5 separate regions of the Homo sapiens genome follow, and regions 1, 2, 3 and 4 are each linked to region 5. Evidence: chromatin loops called from intact Hi-C (ENCODE). Cell type or tissue: heart left ventricle. All regions are shown on one strand. Region 1 has its middle 32 kb from the start of ZNF774. Region 2 overlaps IQGAP1 (IQ motif containing GTPase activating protein 1). Region 3 overlaps CRTC3-AS1 (CRTC3 antisense RNA 1). Region 4 overlaps CRTC3-AS1 (CRTC3 antisense RNA 1). Region 5 overlaps FES (FES proto-oncogene, tyrosine kinase).

Region 1 (4,000 bases), 570 kb before region 5:
CAAGACTCCATCTCAAAAAAAAATAAAAATAAAAAAATAAATAAAATAAAATAAAATATATATATATATGGACAGAAAGAATATGGTCTACTGCTAATAGACTGAGTGGGGAAACCCAGCCCAGCCTGTCTCTCCAGATTCTTGGACTTTCTCTGCAGCATTCCTTCCTTCTGGGTGAGGGGCAGGGACCTGCCGGGAATGGAGGTCTTATGATCTACAGTCAAACAAGTTAAGTCAGATAATTTTTTTTTCTTGAGACTGGGTCTTGCTCTGTCACCAGGCTGGAGTACAGTGTCGTGATCACGGCATACTGCAGCCTCAGCCTTCTGGGCTAAAGTAATCCTCCCACCTCAGCCTCCCAAGTAGCTGGAACCACAGGGGTGCACCGCCACACCAGGCAAATTTTTTAATTTCTATTTTTGTAAAGACAGGGGGTCTCCCTATATTGCCCAGGCTGGTCTTGAACTCCTGAGCTCAATTAAACCTTTGCCTCTGCCTCCCAAAGTGCTGGGATTACAAGCATGAGCCACTGCACCCACCTAGATAATTTTTTTGTTTTGTTTTTATTTGAGACAGAGTCTCGCTCTGTCACCCAGGCTAGTGTGCAGTGGCATGGTCTCGGCTCATTGCAACCTCCACCTCCTAGATTCAAGCCATTCTCCCACCTCAGCCTCCCGAGTAGCTGGGACTATAGGCACACGCCACCATGGCTGGCTAATTTTTGTATTTTTAGTAGAGATGGGGTTTTACCACGTTGGCCAGGCTGGTCTCAAACTCCTGACCTTGTGTCATCTGCCCGCCTCAGCCTCCCAAAGTGCTGGTATTATAGGCCTGAGCCACTGTAGCCGGCCCAGTTAGTTTCTTTATGGGCAGTTTGACACAGAAAGGTGGAGGGGAAATTAGAGTCATTTTTTTGTTTTGTTTTTTTGAGATGGAGTCTCACTCCGTCACCCAGGCTGGAGTGCGGTGGCGCGATCTCGGCTGACTGCAACCTCTGTCTCCTGGGTTCAAGCGATTCTCCTTCCTCAGCTTCCCAAGTAGCTGGGACTACAGGCACACGCCACCACACTCAGCTAATTTTTGTATTTTTAGTAGAGATGGGGTTTTACCACGTTGGCCAGGCTGGTCTCGAACTCCTGACCTCATGTCATCTGCCCACCTCGGCTTCCCGAAAGTGTTGGGATTACAGGTGTGAGCCACTACACCCGGCCTAGAGTAGCATTTTTAAGTTTTATGGCTGACTATAGGGAAAAGGGACTCTGATTTCTATGGGTAACCGCAGGGGAGAATGGTACTGAGAGAAAGGCATGGAAGAGAAAGTCAGAGGAAAACGTTTGCTTACGAAGCTGCTGCTGAGGTTCTCATTTTAGGCTATTGTTTTCTGAGCCCCAGCAGTGGCCAGCTGTACCATAACAATCAAGATGCATTTAAAACTTTTTCTAAAAACTAGCTCTATCCTTTAACTACTGACTTAGCCAATTACCTCCTTCTTAGAGCTACTCCTTCTCTGGGATTGCCCAGGAACCTGAGGCATATGTCATGCACAAAGGAGTCCTGTGGACATTCATACCCTTTGGAGCGGAGCCCAGGAGTCCCTAGCGGTGGTCTGTGGCTGTTTCTGCCCTTGCTCTTAACCACCACAAGGTGTCACTCTTCGCTGCTCCTGCGCGTTCCCACCAAGGCGGTAACTGCTGGCCAGAGAGGAAGAATTTCCTCTGTCCCCGCACTAGCTAATCCAGAGTCCTTACCAGTTCCCAGGGCTTCATAGTACCCAGCCCTTTCAGGCCCCCGCAAAGCCTCGCCCCGCAAGCCCGCCGCCAGCCCCAGCACTATGTCAGGACTGGCTCAGAGGAACACCCATTCCAGACAATAACAACTTTTTCTTTCTTGCCCAGGTGTTTTCAACCCTTAAACCAGACTGGGCTTGTTCTATTTTTACTTTTTAAAATTTTAACTCCTCTACTATCATTCCCAAATGGGCTTGTTCTAATTCCTTCCCGGACCATAGAGCTACAAACTTCCCCGAAGAGCGACTTCCAATTGGTTTTTAGGCATCCTTGGTGTGCCTTTCATACATAAAGGTAGGTCAAGGGTTCCCTACCTTCTCTGACAATAGAGCCTGATTGTCTCCAGTTGGAGGACCAGCCCTTAAAACAGCTAAATTCCTTTTACTTTCCCTAGAGGAAGGGGAGCTCCGTGGGGAGTCAGCTACCCGGGGGCAGACTTTCTGGCATTCTTTGGAAAAGCAGTGAAAATAAAACTCACAAGTTACATCTTCAGCAGAGTATCTGCTACATATGAATATATTGTACACATATTTTTATATGGTTGCAAACATAAAACATATAGGTCCATGTCCTGATTTTTCATGTACTGCAATGTATGTTGAGTATTTTCCCATGTCGTTGTAAATTCTTCATAAGCATTATTTGCAGTGGTTGAATGATCTTTTTTCATGATAGGGTTCTATTGTAATTTTGTAATAATTTTCTTATTTTTAGACACTGATCATTTTGTTTTTTGCTGTATTGACTATTCTTATATATTTTTATATATATTTCTGATTATTTCCTTATAAGAGACCTAGTATTGAAATTACTGAGTCAAAAACATTTGCAAGTCTTTTTATTCATGCTGCAAAAAACTTCCTAGAAAGCTTGCATCATTGTGTACTATCAACACCAAGTACCATAAGGAATGCACACCTAATTGCACCCTAATCAAAAGTAATGAAAACAATTTTATAAATCTCTCTTATCAGTGCACTGGTAAAAAAGATGTTTTAATTTGCAATTAGGCTGGACGTGGTGGGTCACGCCTGTAATTCCAGCACCTTGGGGAGGCCAAGGTAGGAGGATCACCTGAGGTCTGGAGTTCGAGACCAGCCTGGCCAACATGGTGAAACCCCGTCTCTACTAAAAATTAAAAAAAATTAGCCGGGCGTGATGGCATGTGCCTATAATCCCAGCTACTCGGGAGGCTGAGGCAGGAGAATCACTTGAACCTGGGAGGTGGAGGCTGCAGTGAGCTGAGATCCCGCGATTGCACTCCACGCTGGGCAACAAGAACAAAATTATCATCTTAAAAAAAAAATCAATTAATTACTAGTATAAATTAACATTTTAAAATTTGTATTTCTGTTTTTTATAAATTGTTAGCAGTTTTTACTTATTTATTTACTTAGAGACGGAGTCTTGCTCTGCTCCCAGGCTGGAACATAGTGGCAAAATCATAGCTCACTGCAGCCTCCAACTTCTGGGCTCAAGGGGTCCTCCTGTCTTGGCTTCCCAAAGTACTGGGATTACAGGCATGAGCCATCATGTCTGGCCCTTTTACTCATTTATTTATTGGGATCTTAATTTTAAAATCCATTTGTATGACCCCTTTATTTATTGAAGATACCAATCTATTGTCTGCTATATTGTTATAAGTGTTTTCTCAATAAATATATTGCTTAATTTATAGTTTTATGAATATTTTTGTCACAGGCTGAACCCCCAATTTTGGGATTCAGTCAACCTGGGAGGCCACGTGGGTTCTTGGCTTTGCACAAGAAGGAATTCAAGAGCAAGCCAACAGAATGAAGAGAAAGCACATTTAATAAGAAAGTAAAGGACTGCTGGGCTTAGTGGCTCACGCCTGTAATCCCAGCACTTTGGGAGGCTGAGGCGGGTGGATCACCTGAGATCAGGAGTTCAAGACCAGCCTGGCCTGTTAACATGGCAAAACCCCATTTCTAGTAAAAATACAAAAATTAGCCGGGCATGGTGGCACGCACCTGTAGTCCCAACTCCTTGGGAGGCTGAGGCAGGAGAATCGCCTGAACCCGGGAGGCAGAGGTTGCAGTGAACCAAGATTGTGCCACTGCACTCCAGCCTGGGCGACAAAGTGAGACTCCATCTCAAAAAAAAAAAAAAAAAGAAGCAAGTAGAGGATTTTGGGAGGCTGAAGTGAGTGGATAACTTGAGCCCAGGAGTTCGACACCGACCTGAGCAACATA
Region 2 (4,000 bases), 390 kb before region 5:
AATTACCTGAACCTGGGAGATGGAGGTTGCAGTGAGCCACGATTGCATCACTACACTCCAGCCTGGGCGACAGAACAAGACTCTGGAAAAAAAAAAAAATCTTCTTGGCCTTAGAAATTAAAATCATGAAAGGAGATCATCTGCTGGTCCCAGAATCACTTAAGGAATATTATACAAATTTGGGTCCCCTTGCTCCTCTCTATACTTCCTGGGGACAAGATCACAGGCTCTGATTTTTTTTCCTGGGTGCTGAGGAAAGTCTGATCCAGCCTTCTTGGCACTGGCCACAAACTATCAGCATGCCCATGTTACAGGGAGGGAATTGAAAACCCAGAGAGGTGGGTGATAAGAGCAGGTTTTACTTGCAGGGTAGTTTATTATTTATTCCTAACTTTTTATTTTAAGAGTTTTCAAATCTCAGATCGAATGAATAGAACAATAAGCACCCATGTGCCCTTCACCTAGATTCACCCATTTTTAATATTTTGCCATATCTGCTTCCCATTTCCCTGGCTCTTGCATGTCCTCTGTTTCTCTCTTTCCATGGAAGACTCTCTGGGGTCAGGCATGGGTGATGGAAGGGATGAAAAACAGGCCCACCTAACCCTGCTTGCAGATCTGACTCCTGTGAGCTTTTGATGTGTTTTCATTGTTCCTTGTGCACTTCCTGACTTTCTGACACAAGATGTTTCATGTTCAACCTGTAGTTTCCCCTCCCCAGGGCCAGAATGAACTGTTTCTCCAAGCATGCCTGGTTTCTTTGAATGAAGAATGGTATTTAGAAACCAAGATCTAGAACTAGGTGTGTTCACTGCCAGATTTGTCATGGCCTCCAGGCCTTCTAAGCAGACAGACCTAGATTCTCATTTTTTTTTAATGCTGCATATTATTCCATTATGCAGATAGATATAACAGTTGACTTCAGCAGTTCTCCATTGATGGACATTTAAGTTGTTTCCAGTTGTTTGTTATTATTTTTTAAATTCTGCAGCAAATAACCTCTTGTACATATGTCATTTTGCAAATGTGGGCATATTTCTGAAGTTAGCACTTCTTGCCTTGATTATCCTAATAGCCTCCTAACCTGTTTCTTTTTCCTTATTTTCATTCATCTGTAATTGCTGTGCTGGCTTAAACGCTTTTAAAAAGTATTTGATGACATTTTAATTTTTTCCCTACACAGCTGAGGGGCGTAGAGTAACTCCTTCACTCCTGGGATTCAGTACCATTCCCTCAGCTGGCATACGAAGCTCTCCTAGTTACTTGTTAGGTACTTAAGTTCCCAGAAGGACATGGGAGGATTAAGACACTGTTAAATTCATGGGAGTGTTCTCAAATATAATTTAAACTAAAAATAGAAGCAATTTAGTAATATTTCCCCTGTTTTGCAGAGATATTGCTTAGGCTAATTCTAACATTTGTTTGCCATTTTAGAGTTGGTATGTTACTTATGCTTATGTCTGGAAGTTTGGTTTCTGACATGTTTCCTTCAGTTACCAATGATGAAGATTCAGAGTAGATGGTTACTTATAGAAAGTGACATGATGTGATTTTTACAGAGTCTCCAAAAAGCCTAGGGAAATGAAAGGAAAGAAAAGCAAAAAGATTTCTCTGAAATATACAGCAGCAAGACTACATGAAAAAGGAGTTCTTCTGGAAATTGAGGACCTGCAAGTGAATCAGTGAGTCTTTGCTTTTTGTTTTATAAGTTGATTTTTATTTCTACATTTATCACATCTTTGCCTTTTTGTCTTCATTTCTCTTTTCTGGATGGTTACTTTTAGTATTTTTTATGTATTTATATATTTTTATGTGTAGAATTAGGCCTCATACTCAGAGTTAATTTGTCATAAAAGAGTTTTTCTTTTCCTTGTTTGTAGAACATTTGTCTCAGGTCATGTTCACTTATTTGGGTCTGATCTTAATTTTTCCTCATTAAAGCAGGAAGCCATTCCTTGGATTTCTTCTGTTTCTGAACCAAGAATAAATTAAGAGTAACAATAAGAGGAGTTTGCTTTATTCCACTTATAGCTAGGAACCAGGCACTTATCTTCATTTGCTTTTCTGGGAAGTATCAGCTTGCTTTGCACGTGGTTCATGGACCTGACATGTCATCCTCCCACAGGTCCTGGGCCCAGCGTCATTAGCAAGCATTTATTGAGCATCTGCTCAGTCAGCCCTGTGACCTCAGGCTACTGATCTTTCTCTTCTTTTGTCTGTTTAGGGGGGGAAAAAAAACAACTTTTAAAAAAAGAACCTTTTACATTTTTCTAATTCTAAAATAATATGTATTCGTTATTAAACTTTGAAAATACAGTAAAGCATAAAAAAGAAAACACCTGTAATTCCACAAGCCAGAGATAACCACTGAAATCGTTTTAATGTATTTTTTTCTATTCACATAAAGATTATACACGACTCACCCACTTATGTATTTAACTACTTTATATATAAATACATATATATATATTTTTTTCTTCTTCTTCTTTTTCTTCTTCTTTTTTTTTTTTCACGGAGTCTCTCTGTCACCCAAGAGTACAGTGGCGCGATCTCAGCTCACTGCAGCCTTGGCCTCCCAGGTTCAAGCAATTCTCCCACCTCAGCCTCCCAATTAGGTGGGACTACAGGCATGCACCACCACACCCAGCTAAGTTTTTGTATTTTTAGTAGAGATGGGGTTTCACCATGTTGGCCAGGCTAATCTCAAACTCCTGACCTCATGTGATTCACCCACCTCAGCCTCCTTTGGGATTACAGGCCTTTATTATTATGTTATTATTATTATTATTATTATTATTTATTATTATAGGTCATTATCTTCCACTACTGTTCAAGTGCCTACCTCTATTTGCCTTTCTGTCTTCTTTTTAATTTGCTCCTATGGGCTTAGAAACTAAATAGCCAACTAAATCTGGTAAAATTATTTATCACTTAAGATAAATATGTTTAAGGAATAACCCGTGAGGCGTTCCAGTTGAATAAGATGCATGTGTGTTTCAGTGCATGGGTTTTTGTGACTTCTTTAACTCTCAGTGACCTTTTTGCATCTTTCATGGTTCTCAGCCCTGTTCGTAATAGGTAAGGCAGCTCCATAGTTGAGTTCTGGAAATCTGGGGTGCTATACTTTGATCATCCAGAGAACAGCATAATCCCTTTTTTTTTTTTTTTTTTTTTTTTTTTTTGAGACGGAGTCTCGCCCTATCACCAGACTGGACTGCAGTGGTGATAGGGTATGGTACTCAGCTCACTACAACCTCTGCCTCCCGGGTTCAATCAATTCTCCTGCCTCAGCCTTCTGAGTAGCTGGGACTGCAGGTGCATGCCACTATGCCCAGCTAATTTTTGTATTTTTAATAGAGATAGGGTTTCACCATGTTGGCCAGGATGGCCTCGATCTGACCTCGTGATCCGCCCGCCTCGGTCTCCCAAAGTGCTGGGATTACAGATGTGAGCCACTGTGCCCGGCTGCATAATACCTTTTCCTTTTGGCCCCCCAAAATTTCCTGGCACGTAACATATTGTGAATGAGTGATAACTTAAATACGTTCAATAATAACAATTTATCTTTGGTAATACTGAGTGTGCTTATATACACAGCACCTACTCTTTCTAGAAAACCTCCTCCCTTGGTGCTTTTTATACGGACCCCCTTTTGTTTATTTACTTCTCCCAGTCCTCAAACATGCATGTATTCAAACACATACACCCTCTCCTTCCCCAGTGTCCTCCGTTTTCTCCTTTTATCATTAGGTTTCCTTTTTGGCCATGTGGAAGTGAAGAGAATTCCTATGATGTCATCCCTTCACACGCCACTTGTGGAACTCCTCAGTGGTTCCTCTTTGATAGGATGTAAGTGCTGCAGGCAGAGAGAGGTTGCCATTCCTCTCTCCAAGTCCCAGAGCAGATGGTACTTGGGCTTGGCAATCTGTGCTGCTTCAGCTGCAGAAGTACTTTTGACCTGTATTTTCTGCAGCCCTTTTCACTCTTGAAGACTTGGTTC
Region 3 (4,000 bases), 190 kb before region 5:
ATGCTGGTGTGCACAGCAACCCCAGCAGACCAGGTGTGATGCCCTCAGGTACAAGCCACTGGAAACAAAGGTCACAGAAAGTGGAGGATAACAGGACAGAAATGGTAAAAGGGATCCAGGGGGATACAGGTGAAGCACCAACAGCATCTGCCACGGTAGGACATGTGAAAAGAAGGCCTTGACACGCTTTTTATAGAATGCTTTGTACTAATTTAGGAGGATATCATTTAATATATTATTGCTTTTAAGTGGGTTCCCCTGGGAGTATAGAGGGACGTGTCATGGGCCAACCCATTAATATTTCAAGATGAGAATGTCTCTTTGACAGCTGTGCATCTTATACTTGCAAGAACTCTGGGAACTATCTAGGCCATTTGAATCAGGTTTCTGCACACATCTTGACCAATTTAGTTTCTGAAATTCTATTTTGTCATTTTATACCCCCCCACCCGCTGATTCTATAGTGAAAGTCAGTAGTCAAAGTCTTGTTGCATCTGAAAGCCTTCACAGACTTCCTTTCCCATTTGACCTATGAGGTTTGTGTCTCATTGTATTAAAGGACAAGGATATTTCTCTCTTTTTTTTTTTTTTTTTGAGACGAAGTCTCGCTCTTGTCCCCCAGGCTGGAGTGCAATGGTGCGATCTCGGCTCACTGCAACCTCCACCTCCCGGGTTCAAGTGATTCTCCTGCCTCGGCCCCGCTGGGATTACAGGTGCCTGCCACCACGCCCAGCTAATTTTTGTATTTTTAGAAGAGACGGGATTTTACCATGTTGGCCAGGCTAGTCTAGAACTCCTGACCTCAAGTGATCCACATGCTTTGGCCTCCCAAAGTGCTGGGATTACAGGCGTGAGCCACCACGCCCGACCTCTTCTTCTTTTTTTTTTTTTTAGAGATAGACTCTTGCTCTGTTGCCCAGGCTGGAGTGAGTGGCACGATCCTGACTCATTGCAACCTCAACCTCCCGGGCTCAAGCCATCCTCCCACCTCAGTCTCTTGAGTAGCTGGTATTACAGGTGCACGCCACCATGCCCGGCTAATTTTTTAATTTTTTAGTAGAGACGCGGTTTTGCTATGTTGCCAAGGCTGGTCTCGAACTGCTGAGCTCCAGTTATCTGCTTGCCTCAGCCTCCCAAATTGCTGGAATTACAGGTGTGAGCCACCATGCCTGGCAGATATTTCAAATTTGAGTAGGAAAACTTTTAACAACTCTTTGATGATGACAGTGTAGTATATTTTGTATATGGTGATAGTTCTACACATCTCTAAACATATATTTCTATTTATGTGATCAGTATTTTTTCATCTGGATGAAATTAACAGAATAATACTGTTGTGAATCATGCCGTTCCATTATCTGTCAAAAAATGGCAGAGACAGGCCAGGTGCAGTGGCTCATACCTATAATCCCAACACTTTGGGAGGCTGAGGCAAAAGGACTGCTTGAGCCCAAGAGTTCAAGACCAGCCAGGGCAACATAGTGAGACCCCCATCTCTACCAAAAAAAAAAAAAAAAAGGCAGACATGATAGTACTGTGGTCTACAATGGAACACACTGGAACATATCCATAGCATCTAATGACTTTTATCAAAAGTCCTTCATTCATCATACCCCCTTTATTTCACATGAGCCATTCCAGGAATCATGTGAACAAGAAGAAGATTCTTGAGTGCCATCAAGTGGCCATTTGGGGAAAACCACAGGTGATCTGGGTGTAAGACCATCAGCCTCTACATAATTTCCTCCCTGAATTTGGGGTCTGGTTTTGGAGCAGAGAAATGTTAAAAAAAAAAAAAAAGTTGTCAGAGGAACCTAGTTGGAGGTTGAGGATGAAACCAAAGCCATGGCCTGAGAAGGGAGAAAATGGCTGAAGTAGCCAAAGATTATTTTTTTAAAGACTTTATTTTATTTTATTATTTTTTTTGAGATAGAGTCTCACTCTGTCACCCAGGCTGGAGTGCAGTGGTGCAATCTCGGCTCACTGCAAGCTCCGCCTCCTGGGTTCAAGCGATTCTCCTGCCTCAGCCTTCCGAGTACCTGGGATAACAGGCGCGCGCCACCACACCCAGCTAATTTTTGTAATTTTAGTAGAGACAGGGTTTCATCATGTCAGCCAGGCTGATCTCGAACTCCTGACCTCAGGTGATCCACCTGCCTTGGCTTCCCAAAGTGCTGAGATTACAGGTGTGAGCCACTGTACCCGGCCAGACTTTATTTTTTTGAGAGCAGTTTTAGGTTCATAGCAAAATTAAGAGGAAGGCACTGAGATATCTCATATGCCCCCCCAACACATGCACAATCCCCCCCATTAACAACATCCCCCACCAGAGTGCTACATTTATTACAACTGATGAACCTACATTGACACATCATCACTCAAAGTGTATAGTTTATATTAAGGTTCATTCTTGTTGTTGTACAATCTATGGACAAATGGAAAAATATATAGGACATGTGTCCACCATTATAGTATCATACAGAGTATTTTCACTGCCCTAAAACTCCTCTATTCTCTGCCTATTCATCCCTTCCTGCCCTCAGCCCCTGGCAACCACTGATCTTTTTACCATCTCCACAGTTTTGTCTTTTCCAGAATGCCATATTGTTGGAATAATACAGTGTGTAGCCTTTTCAGACTGGCTTCTTTCACTTAGCATTATGGAATTAAGTTTTCCTCATGTCTCTTTACGGCTTGGTAGCTCATTTCTTTTTAATGCTGGATAATATTCCATTGTTTGAATGTATCACAATTTATCCATTCACCTACTGAAGGACATTTTAGTTACTTCCAAGTTTTGGCAGTTATGAATAAAGCTGCTATAAATACCTGTGCAGGGTTTTGTATGGACATAAGTTTTCAAAGCCAACATTGGATCATATGGCAAGAGTAGGTTTAGTTTTGTAAGAAACTACCATACTGTCTTCCAAAGTGGCTATGCCATTCTGCATTCCCATCAGCAATGAGAGTTCCTGTTGCTCCACATGCTTGCCAGCATTTGATGTTGTAAGTGTTCTGGACTTTGGCCATTCTAATAGGTATGCAATGACATCTTATTGTTGTTTTATTTTGCTTTTCCCTGATGAAAGGGAAATGTGGAGCATCTTTTCATATGCTTATTTGCCATCTGTTTATCTGCTTTGGTAAGGTGTCTGTTAAGGTCTTTGGCATATTTTTGGGTTTGCTTTTGTTTTTTGAGACAGAGTCTTGCTCTATTGCCCAGACTGGAGTGCAGTGGCACAATCATGGCTCACTGCAACCTCCGCCTCCTGGGCTCAAGCCATCCTCCCATTTCAGCCTAGCAAGTAGGTGGGACAACAGGCCTGCACCACGACACCCAGCTAATTTTTATATTTTTTGTAGAGACGAGGTCTCACTATATTGCCCAGGCTGGTATTGAATTTCTGGGTTCAGGCAATCTTACTGCCTCAGCCTCCCAAAGTGTTAGGATTATAGGTACGAGCCACCATGCCAGGCCTTTGACTCATTTTTTAATCAGGTTGTTTGTTTTCTTATTGTTAAGTTTTGAGAATTCTTTGTATATTTTGGATAATGGTCCATTATCAGATATATCTTTTGCAAACATTTTCTTCTAGTCTGTCTTGTCTTTTTGTTCTCTTAAGAGTGTCTTTTGTAAAGCAGAAAATTTTAATTTTAATAAAGTCCACCTTATTAATTCTGTCACGGATCATGCTGCTGGTGTTACATCTCAACAGTCATCACCGACTAACTGCAACCTCCACCTCCCAGGTTCAAGCAACTCTCCTGCTTCAGCTATCTGAGTAGCTGGGATTATAGGCATGCGCCACCATGCCTGGCTAATTTTTGTATTTTTAGTAGAGACAGGGTTTCACCATGTTGCCCAGACTGGTCTCTAACTCCTGACCTCAGGTGACCTGCCCACCTCCAAAAGTACTGGGATTACAGGCGTAAGCCACCGTGCCCGGCTGGAACATCTCATAACACTTCTTTAGAAGATACTTGGAAGGCATGTAAAAGT
Region 4 (4,000 bases), 240 kb before region 5:
TGTCCAAGGCCCTCTGATGTCAGCCGCATCCTGACCCTTTGGCCACTCTCTCCCCTCCGAAATCCTCTCTGGCTCCAGTAAGGCTTTTCTGCATATTCTACCACCCAGGCCATGCCTGTCTCCTATCATCCTCCCCCTCCACCATCATCTTCTTTCCATCGACCTCCCAAACCAACTTCTCCAGCCCTCCAAGCAGACGACCCTCATACTTAGCCCTCTCCCCACCTGCCTATCAGCCAGTGCTCATGCCCACCCCACCCCTTGTTTTCTGGAGATCCGGGTCCACCTGCAATTGACATCCAGCTTCCCCACAGGGCTCCAAACTCTGCAAGCACAGGGGCATGTTTACTTGTATGCCACTTCCCCAGCACCTGGCACACAGTAGGGGCTCGAAAAATCCGCAAATTCTTCCGAACTGTTGACAGCAGCTTCCTTCTCTTGGAGCTCAGCCCCCATCACCGCCATGGAGCTGGAGACCAGGTGTCCTCCAAACACCTCCTCTTCCTCACCTCTCCTCCTCCTGCACACCCCAACTCCTCCACACCCACTCCCCCTCTACAATCCTCCTCCTCCTCAACCCTCCTCCTCACCCCTCCTCCTCCACAATCCTCCTCTTATTCCACACCCCTCCTCCTCCAACCCCTCCTCCAAAGCCCTCCTTCTCCTCCACACCCCTCCAAATTCCACAGCCCTCCTCCACCTCTACACCCACTGCTCCTCCACAATCCTCCTCCACACCCCTCCTCCTCCACAATCCTCCTCCACACCCCTCCTCCTCAATCCTCCTCCACACCCCTCCTCCTCAATCCTCCTCCACACCCCTCCTCCTCCACAATCCTCCTCCACACCCCTCCTCCTCCACAATCCTCCTCCACACCCCTCCTCCTCAATCCTCCTCCACACCCCTCCTCCTCCACAATCCTCCTCCACACCCCTCCCCCTCACCCCTTCTCCTCCACCACACCCCTCCTCCTCCACACCCCTCCTCCGCCTCACACCTCCCTCACCCCTCCTCCTCCACACCCCTCCTCATCCTCCACACCCCTCCTCCGCCTCACCCCCCTCCTCCTCACCCCTTCTCCTCTCCACATCCCTCCTCCTCAACCCTCCTGCTCCACATCCCTCCCCCTTCACACCCCTCCCCCTCCCCCTTCACACCCCTCCTCATCCTCCACACCCCTCCTCCTCACCCCTCCTCCTCCTCACCCCTCCTCCTCCACACCCCTCCTTCTCCTCACCCCTCCTCCTGTGCCATCTTTTCAAACACAGGATACTTTAATCTTGAAAAGTACTGAATTTGTATACTTGTTTTGAAATACTAAATTTTCGATCTGGAAGGAATGATTTTAGATCTTATTTTGGGCCAGGCACAGTGGCTCATGACTGTAATCCCAGCACTTTGGGAGGCTGAAGCCGGAGGATCACCTGAGGTCAGGAGTTCGAGACCAGCCTAGACAACATGGTGAAACCCCATCTCTACCAAAAATACAAAAATTATCCGGGTGGGCGTCTGTCATTCCAGCTACTGGGGAGGCTGAGGCAGGAGAATTGCTTGAACCCAGCAGGCAGAGGTTGCAGTGAGCAGAGATCACACCACTGCACTCCAACCTGGGTGACAGAGCGAGACTCTGTCTCAAAAAAAATTAAAAATAAAAATAAAAAAAGATCTTTTTGGTCCATTTTACCTAATAAAGCTGTATGGTAGGCAGGTATGGAAATTGGGGTTTACAATAAACCAGCTATATGCTGCTATGTCCTCATGTGGACACTAGGTGGAGCTGCAACTATAAGAGTGGCTCTTAGGACCCAGAACAGGACAGAGAGCCCCGGACCCCCTCAACTTTAGCCCTTGAACTGGGCTGGCAGTGGTGTTGGCTAGAATTGAATTGTATGATATGGAGTAATAAGTATCCTTAGTGACCACCCAGACTACCAGACACTGCACCGTCAGAAGCATTCAAACCAGAGTGACTCCATCTTGAACAGGGGCTGTGGGTAAAATGAGGCTGAGACCTGCTGGGCTGCATTCCCCGGAGGTTAGGCATTCAAAGTCACAGGAGGAGACAGGAGATAGGCACAAGATACAGATCACAAAGATCACACTGATAAAACAGGATGCAATAAAGAAACTGCCAGAACCCGCCAAAACCAAGATGATGACGAAAGTGACCTCTGGTTGTCCTCACTGTTCATTATTCACTAACTATAATACATTAGTTGCTAAAAGACACTCCCAGCAGCGCGTGACAGTTCACAAGTGCCATGGCAACGTACGGAAATTACCCTATATGGTCGAAAAGGAAGAGGAACCCTCAGTTCCAGGAAATTCCCACCCCATTCCTGGAAAACTCATAAATAATCCACTCCTTATTTACCGTATGATCAAGAAATAACCATAAGTCTACTGAGTCGAGCAGCCCGTGCTGCTGGGGTAGCCCCTTTTTTATTCATTTACTTTCTTAATAAACTTGCTATCACTTTGTCAGCTTACTTTTGAATTCCTGCATGAAGCCAGGAATCCATGTGGCCTCCCAGGCTGAACCCTGTGACAGCACCACACACATCCCTCACATCAACCTGAAAACGAGGCAGGGCATGGAGGACTTCTTTTTTTTTTTTTTTTTTTTTTCCGAGACAGAGTCTCGTTCCGTCGCCCAGGCTGGAGTGCAGTGGTGTGATCTTCGCTCACTGCAACCTCCGCCTCCCGCGTTCAAGTGATTCTCCTGCCTCAGCCTCCCGAGTAGCTGGGATTACAGGCATGTGCCAGCACACCTGGCTGATTTTTGTATTTTTCGTAGAGATAGCGTTTCACCATGTTGGCCAGGCTGGTCTCAAACTCTTGACCTCGGGTGATCCACCTGCCTCGGCCTCCCAAAGTGCCGGGATTACAGGCGTGAACCACTGCCCCTAGCCAAGGATGACTTCTTGAGTTTACAGAAGAGGAAACAGGCCCATAGAGGCTCTGTCACCCAACTAAACAGTGAAGGCACAAAGCCTGGACCCAGTGGGCCTCACATCAAGGCCTCCTGACCTCACCAGCCCAGAACCCAGGGCTCCAAAGTGCATCCTTCAGGATCTGCTCACAAGTTTCCCTCCCCTGTGCACCCCCGGCCCCCGACTACGCCCATCACCAGGGTGAGGGGTGCGGAAATGAATCGCACCCTTCACCCTGCAGAGGTGGGCTCTGAGCAGCCCCTCTGGGAAGGGTCCCCACGGATCCCAGTGAGATAGAAGCCTGGCAAAGGAACACGTGTTTTTTTTTTCTCTCTCTCTTTTCCAGACATGTATTTTAATTTTTTAAAAAAGCTTTGCTCTGATAAAAATAGTGCATGCTCATTATAAGAAATTCAAGTAACACCGAAGAGTACCAAAAACAAAAATTTCAAGTGGTCCGGAAATCCAGCACCCCAGAAATAATCATGGCTGACACCCAGGAAACATGGATGGAGACATCTCTCTACGCACATATTCAAAGGAGTTTTTTTAACCAAAATGGGCTCATACAATACATACTCTTTTTAGAAAAAGTGCCATACTTAAATTTAACAGAACAAAAGGCAACTTAAATGTAACTAAAGAAATTACCAAGCTGCAAATAATGACGCTGCTTCTTCTGGTTCTAAATTATTTCTCTAAAGGAAAGAAAAATATTAAGCAGCTGGATTCATTCTTTCAGCATGTTTCAACTATAGATGGCATCTCTTGACAACCTACGATTTAGGATAAGGAAATGAGCTCACCACCACTTCCTAGCTCCTTCCCCCTCCCAAATTTTGTGAGTTCGTGTTTTTACATTGTCAAGGTTTATACTACTTACATCCTGTCCTGTAACCATCGTTCCCACCATTGTTTGGCCTGTTGTGTGTGTATGGATTCCCTGTTCCACCGCCTGTCCTTCTAGAATGGGTTTTTCCATTCTTGGGTTATTTTCCTTCACCTCATGGCTACCTTGACTTTGTCATCAAGGAGTCTTTTCAAGGTCTGAGTTGGTCACAGTCAC
Region 5 (4,000 bases):
ATGGCCGCAGGGGCAGGGCTCAGGCTGTGGGCGCCTGAGGCTTCAGCTGGGGCAGGCTTGGCCTGTCGAGGACCTGGGCAAGGGTGTCCCTGTAAGGGGTGGTGGGTGGAAGGGCCTGGGGAGGGAGGCTCCAGGTTGGCTCCTGTTCCCGAACGTGCGGAGGAGACCCTGACGCTAAGGAAGCAATGAGGGCCAGTCCCCAGGCCAGGCTGCTGCTGGGTACCCATGGCTGCGTGTGAGCGAGGCAGGACCCCACCTCCTCCCCGTCTGCAGTCCATCCTGACCCTACAGTCCCCAGTCTCCTCGTCCCATGCCTCCGTCTCCAGCTGCTGCCTTGCCTCCAGGGATGGCCCCTTTTCTGTCCCCAGAACAGCACTATGGGCTTCTCTTCCGAGCTGTGCAGCCCCCAGGGCCACGGGGTCCTGCAGCAAATGCAGGAGGCCGAGCTTCGTCTACTGGAGGGCATGAGAAAGTGGATGGCCCAGCGGGTCAAGAGTGACAGGGAGTATGCAGGACTGCTTCACCACATGTCCCTGCAGGACAGTGGGGGCCAGAGCCGGGCCATCAGCCCTGACAGCCCCATCAGTCAGGTGGGTCTCTATGGGACTCTGGTGGGTGCTGGCTGTATCTGCCTTCTCCTTCCTCTCCTGGGGGCCCTCTGGGGCAGTGGCTGGAGATCTGGCAGGCCAATGCTTGGGAGCCATTGTGCCCCCCTCCCTGCCTCCCCCATCTGTGCTGTATAGTCCTGGGCTGAGATCACCAGCCAAACTGAGGGCCTGAGCCGCTTGCTGCGGCAGCACGCAGAGGATCTGAACTCAGGGCCCCTGAGCAAGCTGAGCCTGCTCATCCGGGAACGGCAGCAGCTTCGCAAGACCTACAGCGAGCAGTGGCAGCAGCTGCAGCAGGAGCTCACCAAGGTGAGCGGGCAGCACTGGGGCTTCGGTCATTTCTGTCTAAATTTTGAGCCTCGAAGGGGTTGTTTTGCACAAGAGGCCCTGGATTCACTGGGGAAGTGTAAGTCCCTGACCGCAGGCCTGGCTTGCTCTAACCTTGATGCAGCTTCCTCTCTTCCTTCCCCTACGTTGAGCTGGCTTGCAGCAAGGCCTCTCTGTGCTTTTTCTGTGCCTGGGCAAAGTGCTGGGAGTGTAAGGATGAGTGACCGGTCACGTGCCTGGGAGAAGCTCAGAATCGGTACTCGCCTCCACACTGTGCCATCTGGCTCTGGGTTCTGAGAGTCAGGGAGAGGAATGAGGGTCAGTCTGTTTGCCTTCGACCTAGGCAGCCTCCTCTCAGGGCCCCAGAGACTGGGCAGCAGCATGGCCCCCCGAAGGTCGAGGATTCGGGCCGTGAAGTCAGCCTGCCTAGGTTTGAATCCCACCCAGCTCCTCAGTCTAGAGGCTGTGTGATTTGGAACTATTTATCTGGGAGCCTAGTGCCCCCATTCAGTGTGCTGGTCACCCTCCCTGCACCACACCCCTTCCTCAAGTGCAGAGCCCAGCCTTGCCATGGACCCACAGCGGCCCCTGGTGGCCACCCTGGCCCCATTCCTCGCCCCAAAAGATCATCTGATTCAAGGGTGGGCCCATTTTTATAAAGTTTTGCTGGAACACAGCTATGCCCTTTTGTTTTCATATTGTCTGTGACTACAATGACAGAGTTGAGTAATTGTGACAGAGGCTCTATGGCCTACAAGCGTAAAATATTTATTTACTATCTGGCCCTTTAAGAAAAAGACTGATCTAGTCGAGGAATCTAGCTCAGTTACAGATGGGGAAACTGAGGTTGGGCGCTTGCCCAACATATCCCAGCACATAAACAGGAGAACTGGGACGAGAACACTGATCTCGGGCTGTCATCTATTCCTACTGCCAAGAACATAATTTGCAGGACCCAGTGCAAAGTGAAATTGTGGGGGTCTTTGTTAAAAGATTGCTAGGAATTTCCAGGTGGCAATAATGGAGAATGAAACCAAGCACAGGGCCCTTCTACATGTGGAGCCCCGTGTGACTGCACAGGCCGTGCACACCTGCAACTGGCCCTGCCTGCCACCAGGCTACCACTGTCAGTCCAAGGAGGGACCATTGTAGCCTGTAGTCTACCTCTTTGCCTCCCCAAGGGGTCTGTCTTTAACAGGCTCTCTGATCTTTGACTCTCACGTCAGCAGCCAGCTTTCCCAGAAGTCTCCAGGTGCTCCTTGCCTGACGACAGGACCTTTCCAGGGCTTCACCCCAGGCAAGAATCTTCCACAACTGGGGACCTGCTGCCCCACACTGGCCTCTCCTCTCTCCCTAGACCCACAGCCAGGACATTGAGAAGCTGAAGAGCCAGTACCGAGCTCTGGCACGGGACAGTGCCCAAGCCAAGCGCAAGTACCAGGAGGCCAGCAAAGGTTCGTGGCTTCCCTTGCTGGCAGGGAGGGAATCCGAAGCCAGTGCTGACCTGTCCTTGGGTACCCAGAGAGTGGGGGCTGCCTGGGCCTCCATGCTGTCATCTATACCCCTTGCCCCCCTTCTGGCAGACAAGGACCGTGACAAGGCTAAGGACAAGTATGTGCGCAGCCTGTGGAAGCTCTTTGCTCACCACAACCGCTATGTGCTGGGCGTGCGGGCTGCGCAGCTACACCACCAGCACCACCACCAGCTCCTGCTGCCCGGCCTGCTGCGGTCACTGCAGGACCTGCACGAGGAGATGGCTTGCATCCTGTAAGCCCGCAGCCCCGTCCCCTGGCCCCCACCCTTGAGCAGCCCTAAGCCCAGCCATCAGGCCCAGAGGCAGGACCCAGAAAATCCATTGCTGGGAAGGTGCTGGCCATGTAACCACATGAGAACGGGACCTGGGCCAAGGATTGGAAACAGGCAACTTACCTCTGAATTACACTATTCCAGGGTCTCATTATTCCAGGGTTTTATTACATTCATTGAGCACTGTTCTGGGCTCTGGATTATACCAGAGAACGATGGTAGACAAAAACATCTGTCCTCAGGGATCTTTCGTGTTAGTGGAGTGAGGATGTGAGGAGCACTAAGAGCCATGGAGAAAAATAAAGCAAGAGAAGTGGATCGGGACCTGGGAGCACGGAGGCAAGGGAGGAGGTGACAGTTGTCCATAGAGTGATCTGGGAAAGCCTCTTGAGAGGTGACATTCAAAGAGGCCCCTGAGAGGGGTACGGGAGTGAATCATGGGGCTATTTGGAGAAAGACCATTCCAGAAAGGAGGACAGCAATTACACAGGCCTTGAGGTAGGAGAGTACCAGGGACTAATAGCCAGGAACCAGTGGTGCCTCTGAGAGTGAGGGAGGGGGAGAGTCATACACGAGGCTGGAGGAGGCAGGCGTCAAGGGCTACTGGGTGATAGAGGGTCTAGCAGGGCCATGGTGAGGACTTTGGCTCTGGGTGAACAAGAATGGCATGATCTGACCTCTGTTTTTTTGTTTCATTTTGTTTTAACTTTTTTTGAGTCAGAGTCTCGCTCTGCCGCCCAGGCTAGAGTGCAGTGGCATGATCTCGGCTTACTGCAACCTCCGCCTCCCAGGTTCAAGTGATTCCCCTGCCTCAGCCTCCCGAGTAGCTGGAACTACGGGCATGCGCCACCACACCCAGCTAATTTTTGTATTTTTAGTAGAGATGGGGTTTCACCATGTTGCCCAGGCTAGTCTCTAATTCCTGGGCTCAAAGCGATTTGCCTGCCTCTGCCTCCCAAAGTGCCGGGATTACAGGCATGAGCCACCATGCCCAGCCCTGACCTCTGTTTTAATAAGGCCACTCTGGCTGCTGTGCTGCAAATAGACTTCAGGGAGCAAGGACAGAAGCTGGGAGGCCAGAGAGCAGGCTCTTGCCATAATCCAGATCCAAGCTTTTGGCCACTAGGACGGGGAGGTAGCAATGGAGGTGAGGCGCGGTCAGGTCCTGGAAGGTGAAGCCAGTGGGATTTCCCTATGGATTGGAAGTGGGGCGTGAAATAGAGGAGTCAGGGGTCACTCTGGGGATTTGGCCTGGAGCA

What was found. Peaks named below come from ENCODE experiments on the same cell type or tissue, not always from the same donor. Only the 100,000 strongest peaks of a DNase experiment are listed, where the experiment ranks them.
Region 1: it touches region 5 in a loop (2.6-fold over the local background); 32 of 110 quality-filtered maps call a loop at or near these places.
Region 2: a loop joins it to region 5, with 2.2 times the contacts of the local background. A loop is called at or near these places in 17 of 110 quality-filtered maps.
Region 3: a loop joins it to region 5, with 2.7 times the contacts of the local background. A loop is called at or near these places in 28 of 110 quality-filtered maps.
Region 4: it touches region 5 in a loop (13-fold over the local background); 107 of 110 quality-filtered maps call a loop at or near these places.

The regions. Positions count from the first base shown.
Region 1 is chr15:90,318,558-90,322,557 of GRCh38, forward strand. No RefSeq gene overlaps it. Among named protein-coding and RNA genes, the nearest start is that of ZNF774, 32 kb to the right of the region's middle. RefSeq lists an enhancer at 1,497-1,606. In heart left ventricle, a CTCF peak has its summit at 1,639 (motif pointing right); a DNase peak (open chromatin) is centred at 1,654.
Region 2 is chr15:90,493,154-90,497,153 of GRCh38, forward strand. IQGAP1 (IQ motif containing GTPase activating protein 1) reads left to right here. Exons shown (of 38, transcript NM_003870.4): 36 at 1,560-1,682. Among named protein-coding and RNA genes, the nearest start is that of CRTC3, 35 kb to the right of the region's middle. In heart left ventricle, no CTCF peak of the experiment used is centred here; no DNase peak of the experiment used is centred here.
Region 3 is chr15:90,692,186-90,696,185 of GRCh38, forward strand. The region is part of intron 2 of CRTC3-AS1 (CRTC3 antisense RNA 1); the gene reads right to left. Among named protein-coding and RNA genes, the nearest start is that of CRTC3-AS1, 23 kb to the right of the region's middle. In heart left ventricle, a CTCF peak has its summit at 1,683 (motif pointing left); no DNase peak of the experiment used is centred here.
Region 4 is chr15:90,646,470-90,650,469 of GRCh38, forward strand. The region is part of intron 2 of CRTC3-AS1 (CRTC3 antisense RNA 1); the gene reads right to left. Among named protein-coding and RNA genes, the nearest start is that of LINC01585, 12 kb to the right of the region's middle. RefSeq lists a silencer at 135-318. In heart left ventricle, a CTCF peak has its summit at 1,767 (motif pointing right); a DNase peak (open chromatin) is centred at 2,242; H3K27ac peaks cover 1,753 bases.
Region 5 is chr15:90,884,669-90,888,668 of GRCh38, forward strand. It overlaps FES (FES proto-oncogene, tyrosine kinase), which reads left to right. Exons shown (of 19, transcript NM_002005.4): 2 at 369-590; 3 at 744-917; 4 at 2,293-2,389; 5 at 2,519-2,702. The coding sequence starts at 378. Among named protein-coding and RNA genes, the nearest start is that of FES, 2.2 kb to the left of the region's middle. RefSeq lists an enhancer at 552-981. In heart left ventricle, CTCF peaks have their summits at 1,529 (motif pointing left) and 1,742; DNase peaks (open chromatin) are centred at 1,073, 1,513 and 2,563; H3K4me3 peaks cover 1,932 bases; H3K27ac peaks cover 1,856 bases.